Linked DNA regions of Homo sapiens: region 1 is linked to region 2. The links are chromatin contacts, found by Hi-C in ENCODE. All regions are on one chromosome and are shown on one strand. Each heading gives the region's core, a stretch centred on a gene start or an enhancer-like site at or near the end of the contact. The rest is flanking DNA. Distances are from core to core; before and after follow the strand shown. Region 1 holds the start of SKAP2 (src kinase associated phosphoprotein 2). Region 2 holds the start of TRA2A (transformer 2 alpha homolog).

The links. Hi-C counts contacts between places; a loop is a spot of excess contacts on that map. Pooled maps may share reads with other maps.
Region 1: a loop to region 2 is called in a map with no recorded cell type, with 15 times the contacts of the local background. The contact joins the promoter of SKAP2 here to the promoter of TRA2A in region 2. A Hi-C loop is called at or near these places in 2 of 37 single-sample maps with no recorded cell type and 7 of 50 pooled maps.

The regions. Positions count from the first base shown.
Region 1 is chr7:26,862,863-26,865,926 of GRCh38, reverse strand. It overlaps SKAP2 (src kinase associated phosphoprotein 2), which reads left to right and starts at 1,337. Exons shown (of 13, transcript NM_003930.5): 1 at 1,337-1,564. The coding sequence starts at 1,498. RefSeq lists an enhancer at 770-1,099.
Region 2 is chr7:23,530,640-23,533,873 of GRCh38, reverse strand. It overlaps TRA2A (transformer 2 alpha homolog), which reads left to right and starts at 1,893. Exons shown (of 8, transcript NM_013293.5): 1 at 1,893-2,085. The coding sequence starts at 2,050. RefSeq lists enhancers at 655-1,154, 1,514-1,633, 1,155-1,656, 1,804-2,023, 2,034-2,083 and 3 more.

The sequences.
Region 1 (3,064 bases), core at 88-2,587, 3.3 Mb before region 2:
TTTGATTTAAAGTAAGCTTTTGATTTAAAGTAAAATGATTCTTTTACTGGAACACTCAGAGGCCATCGTAGGGTTATTAATTGGCTTAATGTCAATATTGTTGTGTCTCAAGGAATGGGGAGGCCCAAGAGAGGGAGAGATATGGAGGAAGGTATAGGGTTGGTAGAGCAGTCAGAACACACACATTTATGGATTACAGTCGCTGTCTTATATGGGTGCTGTTTGTGATGTCCCAAAGTAATTATAATAGTAACTTCAAAGATCACCATAACATATACAATAATAATGAAAAAGTTTGAAATATTGTTAGAATCACCAAAATGTGACAGAGACATGAACTGAGCACATGCTTTTGGAAAAATGGCGCCCACAGATTTGCTTGATGCAGGGTTGCCACAAACCTTCAATTTGTTAAAAAATGCAATATCTGGGAAGCACAAAGATGTATGCCTGTTAAAGGTTTTAAAGAAGCCATTTTTTTTAAAAGAGAAAACTTTTAAGAAGCTTTACAGATAGAAGACAGTAAGTATTTGTTGACTAAATGGTCAAGTTGGAGTGAGCAGATTTTATAATTTTATTCTACTAACCACCACCAGCAATTTTATTTTTGATGCTTGTAGATGGACAGTGGTGCCAATGTCTATTCGGCCTTCTGTTTTTTTGTTTTGTTTTGTTTGTTTTTTCCTGCCAAAGGACGGTGCTTAGAACTTCCCAGTCTTCCTTGTAGTGGGGAAAATCTGTCACCCCAAGGATACGAATTAGGTAGAAAAGTAATGTAAGAGCCAATCACAACGCGCGCTCCGGAGCGGCTCCAGACTGGCTTCGCCCGGACGACTGGCGGAAGACGAGACTTCGTTACCTCCGTTCAATCGGACAAAGAAGGCCATAATAGTTTAGGACAAGAGAAAATTCCTTGTGGGTTAAACTGCGGTGGGACTGACTGTTACGCAGAAGGCGTAATCGCAAAACTTGTATACACTCTGTATCATGGATACATTATTTTCTGGAATCCTGCAGAAACGATCAGCAGTTGTGATGGCACCAGTACCGAAAATGGCTGTAAGGCGCTCCGGACGCTGGATCAGGTGACGCAGCATCAGGTGACGCAGCCTCAGTCCGCCCCCTTCCCACCAGTGGCTCCTCCTCCTGCTTCCCGGCGTAGCGGTGGGCGTGGCTTGCCCACAGGCTCTTTCTTCTGGGGCCGGGAAAACCGAGGAATACACATGCGCAGTTGGACCCCTCAGGCCCTTCGTGTCCCTTCCCACCCATCTCCCCGCCCCGGCCCTCTGGGCGGGGCTGGGCCGACAGTCCAGCTGCAGCTCGCTGGAGATTCAGTGACTTCCTTGTTGTGAGCCCCGGCCCGGCAGTGTCCCGACTCGTAGCCCCGCTGTTCTTAATCCGGGCCGCTAGCCTGAGTCTAGGTCGCAGCCGCAGCCCCACCCCGTCGGTCACCTTTTCAGCGCAGGTCCTTTCCCCGCACGCCCTGCGCTCCCTAACATGCCCAACCCCAGCAGCACCTCCTCTCCCTACCCCCTCCCTGAGGAAATTAGGAACCTGTTGGCAGGTAAAGAGCGGGAAGGCGGCGATAATGCTGTCGGGGCGGGGGCGAGGGAACGGTGAGCCGGTGGGGACAGAAGCATTCAGAGCCCTTATCCTCCCTCCCCGCGCTTCCCACGTCTTCTAGCCAGTGGGGTCGGCACAGGGAGGAGAGGAGAGGGGTTGTTTTGTCTCAGAAAGGGAGTGGACGTGTGTGTTGAAATTTGGTGCGGGGATGGTGGCGAAGCCCTTTTTGGTGATCTACACAAATGGGATCAGGACGTTTCTATGTGCATTGTGAAGACGGTGTGTGTGTGTGTGTGTGTGTGTGTGTGACAGAAGGGCGGGGGAGGAAGAGTGGAAGAGGGAGAGAGAATGATAATGATAATGAATGCTGCGTGAGCAAGCAGAAGGGAGCAGAAGTCAAATAAGTAGTTCTTGGGTGGTCTGGCCAATGGAGGTAGAGGATGTAGAGATGCAAAGAGCTGTCAGAGCCACAGGTGTTAGGGGTTATGGGGTGAAAGAGTTTGTCATTTCTAAAACTCCCGTTTTTCTTAAACATTCAGCTCACTCACGTTTAAGACTTTTGAAGAAGGTCTGGTTCTCAAATGGCCACTTGTCCCCAGCCTCAGTAATATATTAAAGCAAAAAAGGAAGGATATGTTAAAGTTCTACTTCCTGTGTGACACGATGAAAGTACTTCATCTTTGTACCCTTATCTTCCCTTTTTCAGTTTTACATTACCATTTATAGGAACTTATTTTAGGAGCTAAAAACGTGGTTCTTCAGTAGCATTATGAATCCACTACTAGTTCATTAATTTACTGGATACGGAGGTGTGTATGTTCACTAAGAACCAATAATTTATATTTCTGTACAAGGTAGAAAATATATGTTTTTAAGGTAGCACAAATCTTACCTATCTCAATGTTCTGGAATTTCAACCATCATTTATTTTGTCTTGTGTACGTCAGAATTCTGGAAACTGAATTTTGATTTTTAGTTTTAGATGTCTATAAAATATTTATCTCTCAGTATTGCTTATGAATAACTAGATTACAGATTGCTTATTCTAGCTCTTAAAAAGCAATGTCATCTAAAATGTGACATTTGATGACACATTTTATATGTTACTCCTATAGCAATGTGAGTCCAAATCTCCTAATATTCTGTCATTCAATTTTGGTGCTTGGCATTATTAATATGGTAGTGTAATATTAAGTGTATGAATGTAGACTTATGTTTGTATGATTATGGTACAGTATGTTGAATGCATTTGTGGTGGGATAGTCTTTCACTCTAAGAAATGCTTGTTGTCATTAACGGGTACCACTAAGGGAAATAGTTAAAGAAGTCTAAAGACTGACTTCAGGCAGCTTTATTGCATCACATGACTACTGATTTTGTTTTACTACACTTAACATTTTTTGTTTTTACAATGCTGGAATTGTTTGTTCAGAATATTATTGTAATAACCAGCGCAGAAAAATGTTTATCATTATTCCAAAAATAGATGAAACCATTTTCA
Region 2 (3,234 bases), core at 644-3,143:
GCTGGGCGTGGCAGCTCACGTCTGTAATCCCAGCACTTTGGGAGGCTGAGGCGGGCAGATCATCTGAAGTCACAAGTTCCAGCCCACGCTGGCCAACATGGTGAAACCCCATCTCTACGAAAAATACAAAAATTAGCCGGGTGTGGTGGCACGCACTGTAATCCCAGCTACTCGGGAAGCTGAGCCAGGAGAATCACTTGAACCCGGAGGTGGAGGTTGCAGTGAGCCGAGATCGCGCCACTGCACTCCAGCCTGGGTGACAGAGCAAGTCTCCGTCTCAATAATAATAATAATAATTTCTTTTGTAGAGATGGGGGCTCACCATGTTGACCAGGCTGGTTTCGAACTTCTGGCCTCAAGCGATCTTCCGCCTAGGGTCTCCAAAGTACTGGGATTACAGGCGTCAGCCACCACACCCAGCCAAGTTCAACATCTTTTCTAAGAGCCAGATGTCATTTAAGTTTATCCCTATCAATAACTGACATTCAAATGCTGAAATCTTGCCCCCAGTGGTAGCAATCTTCATAATAATGCCAGATGAACTTTCCTACCATAGAACTATAGTTGAAAGTCTATGTCAATCTTTTTACTACAAAGCACTGTAGGAAAAAAATTTAAGATGAAACTAATTTTTAAAGTTGCATTACACAAGTAAAACTCATCTCAGAGATTATTACTATGATTGGGAACCAAGTTGACAGATTTGGGAGGTCTTCACTGTGAAGCTTTATGGAAATATCTAAGTCAAAAAAACTAGTAGGGAGCTAAGCATTATAAAAAAAAAACTACACGGCTGTCTCTAGGAGGGGGAACTGGAGCAGGGACACGAGGCAAGGAGCAGCGGCTTTGCATCATAACCTCATCTGTGCATGTACTACGTCGACATTACACAGGGCAAATATGGAAGAAAAGTAATACAGTCAGCTGACAACGTGCCCCCCAAAAGCCTGTTATATATACACGATTCCAGCCGGGCGCGGTGGCTCAGGCCTGTAATCTCAGCACTTTGGGAGGCCGAGGCGAGCAGATCGCTTGAGTCCACAAATTCGAGACCAGCCTGGGCAGCATGTCAAAACCCCATCTCTGCAAAACACACAAAAATTAGCCGGGTGGGCCGGGTACGGTGGTTCACCCTTGCAATCTCAGCACTTTGAGAGGCCCAGGCGGGCAAATCACCTGAGGTCAGGAGTTTGAGACCAGCCTGTCCAACATGGTGAAACCCCCGTCTCTGCTAAAAATACAAAAATTAGCCGGGCGTGGTGGTGCATGCCTGTAATCCCAGCTACTGGGGAGGCTGAGGCAGGAGAATTGCTTGAACCTGCGAGGTGGAGGTTGCAATGAACCTAGATAGCGCCACTGCACTTCAGCCTGGGCAACAGAGTGAGACTCCGTCCCAAAAAAGAAAAAAATTAGCCGGGCGTGGTGGCGCGCGCGGGAGCCTGAGGTGGGAGGATCGTCTGAGCCCGGGAGTTTGAGGCTGTGGTGAGCAGTGATCGCTTCACTGCACTTCAGCTTGGGTGACAGAGCGAGACCCTGACTCAAAAAATAAACAAACATAAAAAAACGCTTCCAATGTTTTGTTCCCTTACATCAGAATCCACTTGGACAATATTTAAAGGGGCTAAGGTCATATAAGGCTCATCTGGCGACTGAAAAGTCTTCAAAGAGGTTGACGCGTCCGAGGTGAGTCTGAAGTTTGGAGGACAGCACGGGACCGCGATTCCAAGGCGCCCAGGTTGAGAGCGCAGGCCGCCCGCCAACCTCCACCCTCGCTCCAGGCCCAGCCGACACAAAGCCTCGCGGGAGGTGGAGCCTCGTGACGTCACAGAGACGCCCGCCCCCTTTACGTCGTGCTCTGAGGAGGCCAGGAGATTTCTGGCGGCGCCGGCGCCATTTTGCTGGAGCCTGCGACCGAGTGGGAGTGGAGTGGAGCGGCTGTGGTTGCCGACTCTTTCCTCTTCCCCACGGTCCAGTCAGCGGGTTAATTAGGCCATCGGCCCTCGAGCCGAGACTTGTCTCTTATTTAGTTCTGGGGAGCGCCTCGTCGACATGAGTGATGTGGAGGAAAACAACTTCGAGGGCAGAGTGAGTACAAAGCCGCGGGAGCCGTCTAGGCGGCGGCCCAATGCTCGGGGTTTCACGGGAACAAGCGCGGTCGGGCGGGGTTGCGGGTAGTCCCGCGAGGAGCAACCTCTGGAGCCATCGCGATTGATTCCTCCCATCCCAAGATGGCTTCTGGGTTCCACTCCTTCCCCAAACACCACGGATAACACCCCTCCCCCTTTTTTGGAGGCTGACTGATACCTGGACTTCTGGGTCCTCTTCCCTCCCCGCCCCCGCATTGCTTCCTCCCTTCTCCCCACCCCTGAGGCTTCCTTATGTCTGCTCCGAGGTGTGGGTCCCCGTCGCGGTTGGGCGGGAGGAGGCGGCAGGGAGCTCCCCTCCGTCCGGATAGTGGTAGGTGCTTCCTGCGGTGGCATTTCTGGCGACCCCGAGCATCGTAGAGGGTCTCGGGATCGAAAGTGCGCGGGGCTGCTTTCCGGGCGGGGAGAAGCTGGCGTGGGACTAGCTGGGGCCTGTGTCTCCTTGGCTCTCTATTTCAGTGAGCGGCCGCGTCTCTGTTGGAACCGGCGGCGTTGCGTCTAAAAAGGCGAAAGCCTTGAGGTTGAAGGTGGGACGAGCCTAATGAAGTGGTTAGTCAACGACCGCACCGACCCTTAAGCGTTCTTAAGACGAGAGCTGTGAGGGGAAACTACGCAAGGAGCCCTTTTCCCTTAATGTCCCTTCGACTTTCCTTTCACTTCGAAATGAATGTGGAAATGCTGTCACGCCTTATTTTTCTAATTCCTCGATGTTGGGTTTTTTCTCTTCTTTATATCTCAACTTTTAATGCTCTTCTTCCTATGACCTTTCATCTAAAAACTGACCACTCCTTTACAGGTTTTTACGGTAAAAAAAAAAAAATCTGTCTTTCTTTAATCTTACATAGCTGAACGAATTCATTGGCTCAGTATTTTTAAGATAACTAGTCAGTATATACTGTTCTGTAACTTAAAAGATGACCTGAAAATTAACAGGCCCTCTCCCATTTCTCTTCTCACTCTATCCCCCACCGAAGAGGGCTCAGAAAAAAGTTTTTATTAATATATTTGGGGTCGGAGAAATACAAACATCACAAAGAATACGATATCCCCAGCTTAAATGTACTGGAACGTTTGTCAGTGAGTTTCATTT